Regions from separate parts of the Homo sapiens genome. Here regions 1 and 2 are each linked to region 3. The links are chromatin loops, found by intact Hi-C in ENCODE. Cell type or tissue: endothelial cell of umbilical vein. All regions are shown on one strand.

What was found. Hi-C counts contacts between places; a loop is a spot of excess contacts. Peaks named below come from ENCODE experiments on the same cell type or tissue, not always from the same donor. Only the 100,000 strongest peaks of a DNase experiment are listed, where the experiment ranks them.
Region 1: a loop joins it to region 3, with 8 times the contacts of the local background. A loop is called at or near these places in 4 of 110 quality-filtered maps.
Region 2: it touches region 3 in a loop (5-fold over the local background); 106 of 110 quality-filtered maps call a loop at or near these places.

What each region holds. Positions count from the first base shown.
Region 1 is chr10:16,964,014-16,969,013 of GRCh38, forward strand. The region is part of intron 31 of CUBN (cubilin); the gene reads right to left. Among named protein-coding and RNA genes, the nearest start is that of RSU1, 150 kb to the left of the region's middle. RefSeq lists an enhancer at 4,377-4,940. In endothelial cell of umbilical vein, no CTCF peak of the experiment used is centred here; DNase peaks (open chromatin) are centred at 2,238, 3,208 and 4,578; H3K27ac peaks cover 3,249 bases.
Region 2 is chr10:17,254,929-17,259,928 of GRCh38, forward strand. No RefSeq gene overlaps it. Among named protein-coding and RNA genes, the nearest start is that of VIM-AS1, 27 kb to the left of the region's middle. In endothelial cell of umbilical vein, a CTCF peak has its summit at 2,976 (motif pointing left); a DNase peak (open chromatin) is centred at 2,933; H3K27ac peaks cover 388 bases.
Region 3 is chr10:16,850,319-16,855,318 of GRCh38, forward strand. It overlaps CUBN (cubilin), which reads right to left. Exons shown (of 67, transcript NM_001081.4): 60 at 917-1,125. Among named protein-coding and RNA genes, the nearest start is that of RSU1, 35 kb to the left of the region's middle. In endothelial cell of umbilical vein, a CTCF peak has its summit at 3,071; DNase peaks (open chromatin) are centred at 3,093 and 4,423.

The DNA of each region.
Region 1 (5,000 bases), 110 kb after region 3:
AACAGTTCATTTCTGTTTGGGAGAAAACAAAAGAACTTGAAGCAAATGTGGCAAAATATGAAGATTTGGCCAGTCTGGACAGGGAGAAGTTTTTGTATGTTATATACTTTGTATGCATTATATAGTCGGTATTTCTCTACATACTTAAAATATTTCATAGTAGAGTGTTCAATAAAGAAAAGAAAAGCTATATAAAGGAAATAATAGGAAATGTACTAAGATTCACATATAAAGATACTCCTCATAGCATTGTTATAACAAGAAAAGAAAAAACCCATTAATAATCCAAATGGTTAATAATAAAGCGTGGCTAACTGAATTACAGCACGTCCATTTCATTGACTAGCCAAAGAAACTATTTAAGAAAATTTCAAATAATATGAAGTGAAAAAGGCAAGATACAAAATTATATATAATATTATCTTAACTATGCATGTTTGTGTGTACATGAGTGCGTGTATATATTTGTATGTGTGTGTTTGTGAGGGAAATAAACCAAAATTTCAATAGCTTGTATCTATATTGTAATACTAAGGATGGCAATAATTTCTTATTTCTTCTTTTCTGTATTCTACAAATTTAATATGAGGAGCATGTAAGGTTTAAAAATAAAATCTATATTAAAAGTTCTTTAGTGTTTCATCACTCGGACGCATAAGTGATTACATACAGACATGAAAGGGCACTATTCATATAACAGCACTGCAGCACCCAAGCCAGATGGCTACTAACGCCAGTTAATCTAGCCTCTTGCTGCCGCCAGGAATGTATCAAGTTTAATGGACGTGGCTTCTGTTTTAAGATCTCCAAAGCATCTGTTCATTGCCTAATATCTACAACTGTGCCCCAGTCCTCTCCCCTAAGCCCTAGGCTTGTATAGACAACTGTATCGTAGACATCATCTCTTCCATGTTCCACAAACCCCGAAAATCAGTGTCTCAAACTGAAGCCCTCTTCCTGTCCCTCTCATTTCTCCCTTACCTACATTTCTTGCCACAGTAAATGCCGGAAGCATGTACCCAACGGCCAGACCGTTTGGGGAACCGCCCCCATCCCTGCTACATGTAGTGGATCAGCATGTTCTAACATCTGTTTGTCCGATGTATCGCTTGGCTCCTTCCCTCTACTTCATCCATGTCCCTCTCTGGTGTCTTGGTGTGGGGCCTCATTACATCTTGCCTAGGCCACTACAACACCCTGAAATTTCCCCTGCCTTCCATTTGTGTCTTCCTTCCATTCAGTCTCAAAACAACTCAGTGCACAGCGTGCGCTTTCTAAAATGTAACATCACATACTAAAGTAAAGCTGAGCATACATTTTTAAATTGCACGAAATAAAGACCAGTAATCACGCATGCTTTGCCTAAGCACTAAAGACCACGTGATTGACGTGGACGTGATGCAGAGCACTTCAGCGGCTGCCCCTCTCTGCTGTAATCAAAACCCTGGGGTGATTAAATGGCTCGTGACCACCTGACTGAAATGTCAGTCATCGTTTGCACCCCTCATGACTGAGGGGGAAATGAATTGTAGCTTCCTCAGTAATATCTGTATTTTTATTTCTAAAAAAAAAAAAAAAACAGGAATATATTCCCTGAGATTGTTGGAAAGTAGGAAGTGAGGAATTTTTTTCTACTGGATTTTTTATCTTGTTTACTAAGTTTCATCTTGCTCAGGGAGAAAATTTTTTTAAAAGATTCCTTAAGATCTTTAACATAGCGTTAATAGTAATAGAAGCAGGAGTCATTGTAATAGAAAAATTAGGAATAGCAGCAAATACTTATCTGAACCAGACACTGATAGGTACTTAAATACATTTGTTTACATTTGATTCTTACAGTTCCACTTTGCAGCAGGGAAAACTGAGCTCTGAAAACATACATGACTTGCCCAATCACACGCTTAGCAGTGCAGAGCCAATATACAAACCCCATCTGTCTGACGTCCGACCAAGTATGATTAAACCTAGAGAAAAGGTGAAATCAAGTTGTATTCATTCAGTTAGAATGTTGAGAGACCATGATTCTGTGAAGCTAAGTGAGATATTCACGGTCTCCAAGAAAGAAAACCACAGCAGCTCTGGAAATAGGGTGGGAGTCCCCCATCCTTTGCATCTGAACCTGCAATCAAGCATCCTCAGTAGCATTTGAGAAAGTCTTATATTGGGCTCCCGTGGCTTTCCAAGTGGTTGGCATCTGTCCTGCATTCCATTCCAGTGAACGTGCATGGGATTCCCAGCATGGCTCACTTAGCAGAATGGGTAACAAAGAGCACAGTGTCTGGGGTCAATACATAAACCCAGAACTTCTATCGTTGCCACATAAACTTGATTCTATTCCTGGATTCAGATATAAAGCTCCTCCTTGTCCTTCTCTGGTCCAACCGCCATTCTCTGGTCTAGTGTGGCCTCCTTCTCACCTGGACCCTTATGCTTTACTACATTTTTTTTTTTCTGAGACAGAGTCTCGCTCTGTCGCCCAGAATGGAGTGCAGTGGTGCAATCTCGGCTCACTGTAGCCTCTGTCTCCCAGGTTCAAGCAATTCTCATGTCTCAGCCTCCAAAGTAGCTGGGATTACAGGCATGCACCAGTACACCCAGCTACATTTCGTATTTTTAGTAGAGACAGGGTCTCACCATGTTGGCCAGGCTGGTCTTGAACTCTTGACCTCAAATGATCCACCCACCTTGGCCTTTCAAAGTGCTGGGATTACAGGCATGAGCCACTGTGCCAGTCCCGCTTTGCTACATTTTTAACTCCAGATGGTAACACAGGTCTCCTGCCCTGGATTGCCTTTGATCTTAGCAGGGTGCAAAAATGTGGTGAAGAATAAGACATTTAGGGCACAGGAGAGATAATTCACATGGAGGTGCAAAGTGATTTTGAGGATCGAGAGTCCATGAGGTATTTTCACATGTTATAATATGGCGGTATACCTGCTAATGGAATTGCCACTTTGGAATACGAACTTCTCCAAAATAGAGGAAACATTAAGTGATAGGGAGGGAAATCCCTCAGGAAATTATACAAGCTGTTACAGTCATAAATGTGAATGCGGAAGGAAATGAAAATATTACTCATTATAGCATCTCTTCTTGGGGCTGAGGAAGGAGGAAGCATCAGTTTCCTTTGTCAGTGATTTTTTTCCAGTTACGCTCCTTGGAAATTCAATACTAAGTTCAATTCACAACCCCACATCTCATATCACGATGCGTTCACCCCTATTTCTTTGTTCTACACTCTCCCACTCAGTCTTCACATCTTACAAGAGACTATAAACTCTAAAAACTTGCAGTTGTTGCGAGCACTGACTCAAAGATTCCTGGAAATGTTGACATGAGAAGAAATCTAAGATGCTCGTTTTACTTTCACAAATAAACATTTAAGGAGAGTCTGAGCTGAAATGGAAACCAAGCCAAACCAAACCCGTGTCCACAGATTGAGAGCTGTGGCTTCAACTCAACTCTTCCTTCATCTTGCAGATTCAAAGCACTGGCTCAGCATTTGGTTGTTAATAAGACACCCGCACCAGGAAGCAAAGTAGCTAAGCATGTTAATACAAATGCAAGTCACAAGATAAACGTTTGAAAAAGATCATCCTCAAGTATCAGATGGAAACAAAAATTCCTGTGGTGGGGCGTAAAGGAGGGAGGGAAGAAAGAGAGAGTGAGAGAGAGATACAGGGAGGAGAGAGAGAAAGAGACAAAAAGGGAGAGGGAGAGAGAGGAACAAAGAAAGGGAAAGATAAGAAGAGAAGGAGGGAGAAAGAGAGAGAAGGAGAGACGGAGAGAGAAAGAAGGAGAGACAGAGGGAGAGAGAGAGAAGGAGAGACAGAGGGAGAGAGAGAGAAGGAGAGACAGGGAGAGAGAGAGAAGGAGAGACAGAGGGAGAGAGAGGGGGAAAGAGGAAGAGAGGGAGAGAGAGCAAGAGGAAGAGGGAAAGAAAGAGGGACAGAAAGACAGGGAGAGAGAGAGAGGAAAAGAGAGAGAGAGGAAAAGAGAGGGAGAGAGGAAGAGGAGGGGAGAGAGAGAGACTGGTTTCTGTCATGGATTTGTTTGTAAAACAGTAAATATTTAAAGAAGACTTGTTTCCATCATCTCTTTGAAACCCAGAGTTCTATTATTCCTGTGTCTGTTTGCTCTGCTTTGGAAACCATCAGTGTTTTAAAAGGAAACACATCATGGGTGGTGTATTACAAAAATACAACAAAAGAGGATGCTGCGTTAGGTATCTGCCCTGTTCCACCCTGCATTTTATTGTCGAATAATGGAACAACAACAGACATTGCAGCTTTGGGTGGGAGCACAGGGAATTTTTTTTTTTTCCGGATCACATCAGACACTTTTCTTTCTTTCTCCTAGATAGCCACAAAAAGCTTCAGAAGTTACTAATCATATTGCTTTTGCTTTTGCTTTTTGGTACCAGGCTCTGTTAGCCCTCGTTTGTGTTTTCCTCCAAATGAGAGGCAGGACCTGGACCATGGTCGGCTTGCTTTGAGCTGCTCCTTGCTGATTCTCACAAAGCAGACATTCCAATGATCTGAGCAAAGAGGATGCTGGAAGCAGAGGTCAGGAATCTCCAGGGGCCAGCTGGTGCTGCTGAACGGACTTTCCTCTTCCTGCTCTCACACTGAGCTACAAGCAGCCTTTCTAGGAGATCAATAAGAGCTTGCAGAGCTACATGAATCGAAGACTTAGAAGAAAGGCTCTAATTAAGCAATTTAACTGTCAGTCAGAGGTCACTTTAATACTCAGCCTTCGTGAAAGGAAACGTAATGAAGCCACTTGTGTGCTGACCAGACAAGGCCATGCCCAGCCGATGGGTCCCACAGCTTCCTTAGCAAGAAATGCTCCTGATGTGTCATTGAGGAGAGCCCAAGGTTAATTACACCAGACACTTGAAGGTGACTGAGCAGAAAGTGCAAATATATTACCAAATGTGTTGAAACCTGCCTGCAAGTCCAGCTTCCTGATTAGCTCCCCTCGATGCCATCACAATTTCA
Region 2 (5,000 bases), 400 kb after region 3:
GGACAAGCCTTCAGATCACAGTGTAAGTTTTATATCTGTAAAAGGAGAGGAAAAAGGAAGAATTGATCTGGAAGAGTCTGAGCTTACAGAGCTTCTCTAAGAAAAGTCTTGGCTAGGACTATGGGGTGTCCTGAACAAAAGTTACCCATTAGAGGAATCTTTCAACAGGCAAATGGTCCTATGCCAGTGTACATGCCCGGCTACGTCATTGGGTGGGAACAGCCTAGTGGTATAATTGGTTCAGAAAGAATGCAGGGGTATGACAGCTTGAGACTGTCAATCAGCTGTATTCCATTTCTCAAAGGGAGCTCTGAACCTCCATAGTCATCTGTTTGGTCATCAGGGCCACACACTAATTATTATTAAAGAAGAATATTTCCGTAAATGCAGCAGAATCTGCAAAGATTCCTCTGAGCCTCCAATGAGGAGAAAATATTACATTTTGAGACAGAACAGTGTATGTGTTCATTCTCATTTTTCAGACTGTGCCTTGGCTCTCTCTGCATTTGAGAAAAGAAACTGATTACATATCCAGCCATCCTTTGATGGCCTCATCAGCTACACGAAGGCCCAATTAAAGTTTTAAAATTATTGTTTTCCTTTAATGTTATTAATATGGTTTGGCTCCGTGTCCCCAGCTAAATCTCATGTCAAATTGCAATCCTCATGTGTTGGAGGAGGGGCATGGTAGGTGGCCATTGAATCATGGGGGCGGACTTCCCCCTTGCTGTTCTTGTGGTAACAATGAGTTCTCAGAAGATCTGCTTGTTTAAAAGTGTGTAGCATTTCCCTCTTCATGCTCTGTCTCTCCTGCTGCTGCGTGAAGAAATATTTGCTTCCCCTTCCCCTTTCCACTCTGATTGTAAGTTTCCTGAGGCCTCCCCAGGCACCTTCCTGTACTTCCTGCAGAACTGTTAGTCAATTAAACCTCTTTTCTTTATAAATTTATACTAGGTAATTTATGTAATTACCCAGTCTCAGGTAGTGCTTCATAGCAATGTGAGAAGGGACTAACACAGTCATTTACTCAAAGTAACTTTCCTTGATCTTCTTCTTTACTTTGTTTCCTTATCCTACCTTACTTTTCTTCTACACACTCATTACTATCTATGTTATTCCGTATTTATGTGTTTGTTTACTTTATAATTTTCTGTGTCCTCCATTAGAATGTAAGTTTCATGCCAGTAGAAGCCTCTTCTGTCTTGTTCACTGGAGTATCTTCGGTGTTCAGTTCATACTGCCTGGCACAGAGTATGTGCATAACTTGTGATTATTTTGAAAGAGTAGATAAAATCTGTGGTAGGCCAGCCTCCCCCATACATACCTAAAACCAGTCCTCAGAGTGGAGGATGGGGATAGAGAACTAATAACATTATAGACACTTCACAATCATCCTACAAATAAAGCATTATCACCCCCATTTTGCAGATAAGGAAACTGTGGTTTATAGAAGTTAAGTAATATTGACAAGGTCATTTGGCTAGTAAATTACAAAGCTGGGCTCTGAATGCAGTTACACACTATATGTCCTCAACCACTATAGAGTATTAATAGCAAAAAAAAAAAAAAACTCTCTAGCTTGTAAATAGATGAGGTTCTGGGAAACACTGGACTAGTTCAATTTCCAAACTTCTTGAAAGTAATGACTCTCACCATCAAGCTACATAATCGCTAAATTATAAAACCGGCAGTGTGAAAAATCCTAAAGCACTTCTGAATTGTCCACCTAACAACTGATTACATCCTCTTCTGCAAAGGGAAATAAAACTGTTTGCTAATCAGGCCTCAGAAAGGCTTAAGTGTTCCACACCGAATATCAGAAATCGGGAAAATCATTAAGTCATTACCTCGTGCCAAATTGAATGCTACAGTGTACTTTTCTGGTATTTTAACCTGTCTAGCATCTAATGACTCAGAAAGCATTTCTCTTATTTAATCCCTCTCAGCGTTTTTTTTTTCCTTACTGAGAAGCTACTATTAACCTCTCTTGTAAAGAAAGTGAGTCTCTTCAGATATCTGTCAAATAATTTTATGTGGTTAACCTAAAGCACAGCTTTTTCTAAAAAAAAAATAGAAGGATCGTTCTGGAAAGGAGACAAGAAAAAGCAGTCCAGTGGGAAGAACATAATTGTCTTAGCATACCCGTTGCTGGCAGATGCATGAAAAAGCCACACAAATGAGACACCAGCATCTAAAATCAAATGCCTGTCAGCTTAAATTGTAGTCTTTGGTAAACCTGATCAATTATTCAGCCTTCTTACACATTTAATAAAGCTCCAGAACAGAGCCCAGAAAATAGTTGCATATAAAATATTCTTTGAGAAATAAATTACGCTTTAGTAGAAAGCTACAGTCTTTACCTAAGCTAACTCGGATGATACTCCAAGTGAGCTATCCTTCCTGCTTACTTCTGCCTTTTTTTCTTCAAAGGGCAATCCTTTTTGAATTGGCATTTAGCATGGTAGTATTAGGTTGGGGGAAAAAATCGTGTTTTTTTGCCATTAAAAGTAATAGCAATAACTTTCGCCCCAACGTAATAGTTGCTTCATTCCTGGAGAGTGGGATCTGCTTGGTTTACCAGCCAGAGGGCTTGACAAAATCTGACTTTAGTGTCTTCGAATGTCCTTTTCTAACATCTGCACAGAAATATCTTCATGGGAGAAAATCATCTTTTTCATTAAAAAATGTCAGTGTGGGAGTATGGGGAGAGGAAATAGGGAGAGAAAGAGAAGGAAAGAGGCGCACACATACAGAGACAGAGAGAGACAGGGAGAGAGAGAGGGCAAGAGAGTACTGCCTTGGGGTCACTAACACCCTTGAAGATATCTCAGAAGATTGTTCCAACCAAGTAAAAATGTAGACAAAAAGTCGCCGCTCCTTCTTCAGACACAACGGATCTTGTGAAGAGCCTGGTAGGGCAAAAACTTGAGAGGCCATTGTGGTGTCCAAAGAAATACTGACATCTACTGGTGGGTTCGGAAGTCACAGGACTTTTCCAAGGGCCACATTTAGTTGCACGGAATTGAAAGTATTAAAATCCAGTGGATACAATTAGGCATTCCTGAGGATCCCTTCTAAATAAATTTTTAAAATTAACTTATGACCATCAAGAGCATTTCTGAATTGTCTGTTCTTTAATCCACCAGATAGATAATCATTGACTTAGTCTCTGTACCTGAAATATTTCACACAGTCCAGGGAAGAGTAAAATGAACAAAATTCCTTTCTCTTTATGACCCCAGGACCTACCTCATCAAAAACGGTGCTTTGAAAAACAGCAAGAAGAATGGGAAGCAATATTGCTCAGTCAGAAGATAAACCTGTGTTCACATCCAGGAACTTTCATTTATTGGCTGTGTAATTTCTACCAAGTTACTTTGTCTCCCAAATCTCATTCTTTCTCAGCTGGAAATGAGAATTGAGGATACCTGCCCTGAATGACTCTGTCAGTAATTAGAGACCACGAACTCAAAGTGCCTGTGGTTCACATTACACACTGAGTAATTGCCGGGCGCGGTGGCTCACACCTGTAATCCTAGCACTTTGGGAGGCCGAGGCGGGTGGATCACCTGAGGTCAGGTAGTCGAGACAAGCCTGACCAACATGGTGAAACCCCATCTCTACTAAAAATACAAAAATTAGCTGGGTGTGGTGGCATGCACCTGTAGCCCCAGCTACTCAGGAGGCTGGGGCAGGAGAATTGCTTGAACCTGGGAAGTGGAGGTTGCAGTGAGCTGAGATGGCACTACTGCACTCCAGTCTGGGCGACAAAGCAACGCTCCATCTCAAAAAAAAAACAAAAACAAACAAATAAAAGAAACAAAAAAACTCAGTAATGGGATTGTTGTTACATTTAAAGGATAGAAACATCCTGGGACCACTTGCTTCTTGATTGACCAAGCTGTGATTTAGGAGAGTACTTCTCAAACTTTAATTTGCACTCGACTCACTAGGGAATCTTGTTAAAATGAAGGTTCTGTTTCAGCTGCCAAGGGCGGGGCCTGAGATACTGCATCTCCAGCAAGCTCCCAAGAGATATTGATATGCTGGCCTGGGACAGCACTGAGTAGCAAGAATCTGTGGGGTCCAATCCCCACTAGAGGTCAAGAGCATTGAGGTGGCCCCTGTCAATTGGCTTCCTATGTGAGGGGAAATAGCTCTCAAAATTTCAGTTGTTTCAAAGTATAAACAAAGTGTACATAAGAAAATTGCCAGGAAAGATGGGTTTGCCTAATGTAGAAACACTAAAAATTGGCCGGGTACAGTGGCTCACACCTGTAATCCCAGCACTTTGGGAAGCCAAGGTGGGTGGATCACCTGAGGTCAGGAGTTCAAGACCATCCTGGCCAACATGGCGAAACCCCATCTCTATTAAAAATACAAAAAAACATTAGCTAGGCATGGTGGCACGTGCCTGTAGTCCCAGCTACTCGGGAAGCTGAGGCAGGAGAATCGCTTCAACCCGGGAGGTGGAAGTTGCACTTAGCCGAGATTGCACCACGGCACTCCAGCCTGGGCAACAGAGCAAGAGACTCTCTCTCCAAATAAATAAATAAATAAATACTAAAAATTTACTTCACACCCATTCCCAATATACAGATTCTACTTATCATGATAGAGAAGAGGTGTTTGGGTTCTGAATCAGAAATGCCCCCATAGGTTAGACATGGTAGGTCACACCTGCAATCCTAGCACTTTGGGGGGCTGAAGTGGGAAGATTACTCGAGCCCTGGAGTTTGAGACCAGGCTAGTCAATGTAGCGAGATCCTATCTCTACAAAAATTTTAAAATTAGCCAGGTGTGGTGGTGCATGCCTGTAGTCCCAGCTACTCAGGAGGCTGAGGTGGGAGGATCGCCTGAGCCCAGAAGTTCATGGTTGCTCCAGCTAGGGTGACAGAATGAAATCCCAGTAGTTAATTTATTCTGTTTCAGCTTTAGGCTTTCTGTAGAATCTGGCAATGGCAAGCAATTAAGCTAAGGGGATCTGGAGTCACAGGTGA
Region 3 (5,000 bases):
CTTTTTATTTTTCCCCTGAGAGTGCAGTAGTAAATACTGATTGATGCTACTTAACACTTGTAATCTGAACCTATATAACCTGATAGGTATAATAATTTAATATTAAAGTCATTAAAAATTGAACAGAAGTTTCTTGATTTACTTTTTTATTTTATTTATTTATTTATTTTTGAGACGGAGTCTTGCTCTGCTACCCAGGCTAGAGTGCAGTGGCGAGATCTCAGCTCACTGCAACCTCCACCTCCCGGGTTCAAGCGATTCTCCTGCCTCAGCCTCTGGAGCAGCTGGGACTACAGGCGCCCGCCGCCACACCCGGCTAATTTTTTGTGTCTTTAGTAGAAACAGGGTTTCACCATGTTGGCCAGGCTGGTCTCAAACTCCTGGCCTCAAGTGATCCTCCTGCCTCGGTGTCCCAAATTGCTGGAATTACAGGCATGAGCCACAGTGCCCAGCCTTTATTTACTTTTAATGGGATTTCAGAACCATTTTAATATCTAAACATAATGTGATAAGCAAATCTATAAGCCTAAGAAATAGACAAATTAAGAGGTGATTATTTGTGTCACTGACATTGTTTATTTTAGGATTTGCCAAAGGTCCTTTGAGTATCTCTCTCCAGAAAACCGACCTTCCTATAGATCGTCTTTTGCAAGACATTGATGAATAGGAGATTTAAATGCTAATGTTGGAAGCCAGTCACACAAAATATTTGAGTCACCCATATTAAAGATTAATTTGATATGAAGATAGAGCATCTATAATATTAAATGTAGCATCACTGAAGAAAAGGTCATTTTAAAAAGCAGTAGCACCTGTACTCAAAATTAGCAGGACTTCCTGTAACGATATAAACTGGAATACACTATATTAGAGTCTGGGATGAATAGACTCTGTTAAAAAAATAAAACAGCCTTACCTTTACATAATCATAAAGGCATCTTTGCCTAGTACTTGCTGCCTCCAGAGCAAATGTATTGAAGGTGAGGTGAATTACTTTGTTTACAGGTGCAATTATGATCCATACACAGTTTAAATTCTTGTCATACATTCCATTCGAATCAGAATCAGGAGAGGCAAAGGTATTATTCGAGCCTGTCAGATAACCACCACATCCTTGCTGAGGCCCTGCATTAAAACAAAGACATCACTATGCAGACCAAACAGAACCGACCTTACATTGTACATGGAGGGTTTTTAAAAAGAACATAGTTTCCATTTTCTGTCACACTCTGAGAACATGATCAGATCATTCCCTCCTGGGCTCCCTCCTTTCCTCCCTCCCTCTTTTCTTTTCTTTCTTCCTTCCCCCCACCCGCCCCATCTCTCCCTCCTTCCCTCCCTCTATCTTTCCCTCCCTCACTCTATCTTTCCCTCCCTCCCTCTATCTTTCCTTCCCTCCATCTTTCCCTCCCTCCCTCTATCTTTCCCTCCCTCACTCTGTCTTTCCCTCCCTCACTCTCTTTCCCTCTCTCCCTCCATCTTTCCCTCCCTCCCTCTATATTTCCCTCCCTCACTCTGTCTTTCCCTCCCTCACTCTCTTTCCCTCTCTCCCTCTATCTTTCCCTCCCTCCATCTTTCCCTCCCTGACTCTATCTTTCCCTCCCTCCCTCTATCTTTCCCTCCCTCCATCTTTCCCTCCCTCAATCTTTCCCTCCCTCCCTCTATCTTTCCCTCCCTCCCTCTATCTTTGCCTCCCTCACTCTATCTTTCCCTCCCTCCCTCTATCTTTCCCTCCCTCCATCTTTCCCTCCCTCCATCATCTTTCCCTCCCTCCCTCTATCTTTCCCTCCCTCCCTCCATCTTTCCCTCCCTCCATCTTTCCCTCCCTCACTCTATCTTTCCCTCCCTCCCTCTATCTTTCCCTCCCTCCCTCCCTCTATCTTTCCCTTCCTCACTCTATCTTTCCCTCCCTCCATCTTTCCATCCCTCCCTCTATCTTTCCCTCCCTCCCTCCATCTTTCCCTTCCTCACTCTATCTTTCCCTCCCTCCATCTTTCCATCCCTCCCTCCATCTTTCCCTCCCTCCCTCTATCTTTCCCTCCCTCCCTCTATCTTTGCCTCCCTCACTCTATCTTTCCCTCCCTCCATCTTTCCCTCCCTCACTCTATCTTTCCATCCCTCCCTCTATCTTTCCCTCCCTCCCTCCCTCTATCTTTCCCTCCCTCACTCTATCTTTGCCTCCCTCAGTCTATCTTTCCCTTCCTCACTCTATCTTTGCCTCCCTCGCTCTTTGCTTCCATAGCAGAGCCTTCAGGTGTCTCCTTCTTATTCACGGAGTTGCTGAAAGAAGTGGGAAAACACATAGGGTTCTACAGACGTTTTTGGGATTGCTGATGTGATTTATTGAAGATTTTCCTGGCCTTGAAAAATCCAGTTTTATACAAAATCAAGTACTTTGCATAATAAAGCTGGTGGAAAATGTGCATATGTTTTACTTTTATGTTCCGCTTTCATGAACACTGTCAGACTGAAAACTGAATTTATGAAGAATTTACCCAACAAACCAAGAAAATTGCTGCCAACAAATCTTTTATTTACACAGTGTGATAGAAAGAGGCTGAGAGGCATTTAACACTGCAGTCCAGTTTATATTCAGCCACACTCTATATTTAACTTTTTCTTTTCCAAAACATGAGAAGCTAAAGGAAAAAATCTTTATAGAAGAAAAAGGCCTTCTTTCAGATAAAAATTTTATAATTCAGAATAAAAATACAAAGGAGAGATAAAGAATAATCTCAAGATGATTAAACGGTCTACCATAAAAGAATACAAAAAAACAATCCTCAGAACATAAGATTTAGTTTTGTCTACTCCATGGCCTAAGCAGACAGCTCAGAAATGATTTAAGAAGAGCATAAAGGGATGAACAATTTATTGACAATTTTGAAAGAAATGGTGAAATAAGCTCAAAATAGCCCTAGTAGGAACAGGGATTAAACTGGTGCTGAAATTAATGTCTATAAAGCTTGTATTCTACACAAATATAGGTCATGGCTAGTTCCAAAGTTAAACTTCGCTGGGATTGGCCTTCAGTCTATTTTTCTCATTCCATTTTCTGCTCACGGTGAAAAGACTGCTTTCAACATTAGGGGGTGCTAAGATTTTGTACTTGGACCTTGGCAGTAAACATGAACAATGGTGGCTCTCCTGAACCCTGTCTGTAAATCCAATGGATAGATAGCAAACGTGCAGGGTGATTTTTGTTACAGGCACATTACTTAGTAGGTCAGGCTTGGCCTGTCCATAGCTTCTAAGTCAGGCGAAACTATAGAGTATTTGCATAGTCAGACATTTCCCAAAGTTGAAATGCTTCCAAAGGCCCAGTCCCTGATATATTCACAGAGGTCATATAGGACAAAATTATTCTGAAACGTAAGCAATACGCAGTGCTTCACCACATGTTGCTAATGATTCTGCTAATCTGAAATGGGCCTGCAAACTCAAGAGAGGGTTGGAGTTTGTGGAGTTTGAGCAGCTTTGATTCCAGTGTGAACTGACTGTTACTTAAGGAAACCACTTAAGCTTATTGGCATGCGTAGCACAGAAGAACGATGACTGAGGGTATGAATGGATTGATAAATTTATTTATTACATATTGTTTCAATATTCAAGAAAGTATATTTAGTATTTAAGTAGAAAAAGATAAGTGATAGTCCATTAGTAGTAAGACATAGATAAATAATGATGACGCAATTTAGAAAATGATAGGTTCAGTAAAAGAGGCAGAAACGTCTTACAGTTTTGCAAAAAGATGAAGATTACTTTGGGCTATGAGGATCTCAACTGTTCCAAGGAGGAGGTGATTTGGATCTGGGTCTTGAAGCATAAATAGAATAAAACCATGTAGAAATGGAATTGGCATTGGCAATTCCAGCCTGAAAGAATCTCTTGATCCAAGGCTAAATGGGCAAGAATTTACATTATATGCATGGGCAAGCATAACTCTGAGAAAAGAATAGGGCACATGAAGGAGAATAATGAGAATTAGGATTGGGAAAACAGGATGGGGTCTTCTACAGAGGGCCTTCAATGCTGGATTATACAGAGTTTGGCTGTCAGACTGTGTTCTTTGGCTAATGGGATTCAGTTGAAAGATTTTTAATCAAATAAGTGGTAGAATCAGGATGCACTTGCTAATCAAGTCTGATCTAAAAATTGATCCAGAACCAGCATTTTACATGCAAGGGAACGAGACTGAAGGAGATGAGACCAGGTGAAAGGACATTGCTGTGGTGAGGGCTGCAGGTAGGAGCACTGAAGAGTTGGAGGTAGGTAGACAGGAAAATGCTGTTGCTGGGCATTATTCTATTAATCATCAGCTTCAAAAACTAAATGTTATTTTTAAACATTCAAGCTATATTTATCACTACTTGTTTATTAACTGTTACTAATAAGTTCATAAGGGCAAGATGGCAATTGTACTTGGGCCCAGTGAATGCCATTACACACACTTATTATGTAGTACTACTGCTATGACTAATGCCATAAAGCAGCACACCCACATTCCAGGGAACCCCAGAACAAGCATCCTTAAATCACTGATGTGTTTGCCATGGATTGAGTGGTAAATTGGCTGATCCATCCTCCCTCCTTTCCTTCCTTCCTTCCTTCCTTCCTCCCTCCCTCCCTCCCTTCCTCTCTTCCTCCCTCACTCCTTCTTTTTTCTTCCTTTCCTTTCCTTTTTTCTCTCTCTCTCTTTCTCTCTCTCTCTTTCTCTCTATCTCTCTTCCCCTCCCCTCCCCTCCTCTCTCCTCCCCTCCCCTCCCCTCCCTCCCTCCTTCCCTTCCTTCCTTCCTTCCTTCCTTTCTTCTAGATGAGGACTTGCTATGATGCCCAGGCTGGTCTCGTATTCTTGGGGTCAAGCAAATCCTTCCACCTCAGCCTCTTGAATAGCTGGGATTACAGGTGCATGCCACCATGCCCAGCTTAACTGGCTGATTTTTAATTCTTCAGTATCTCTCTTTGCACTGCACTAAAATGGAGAGTATATTTTTCTGTGC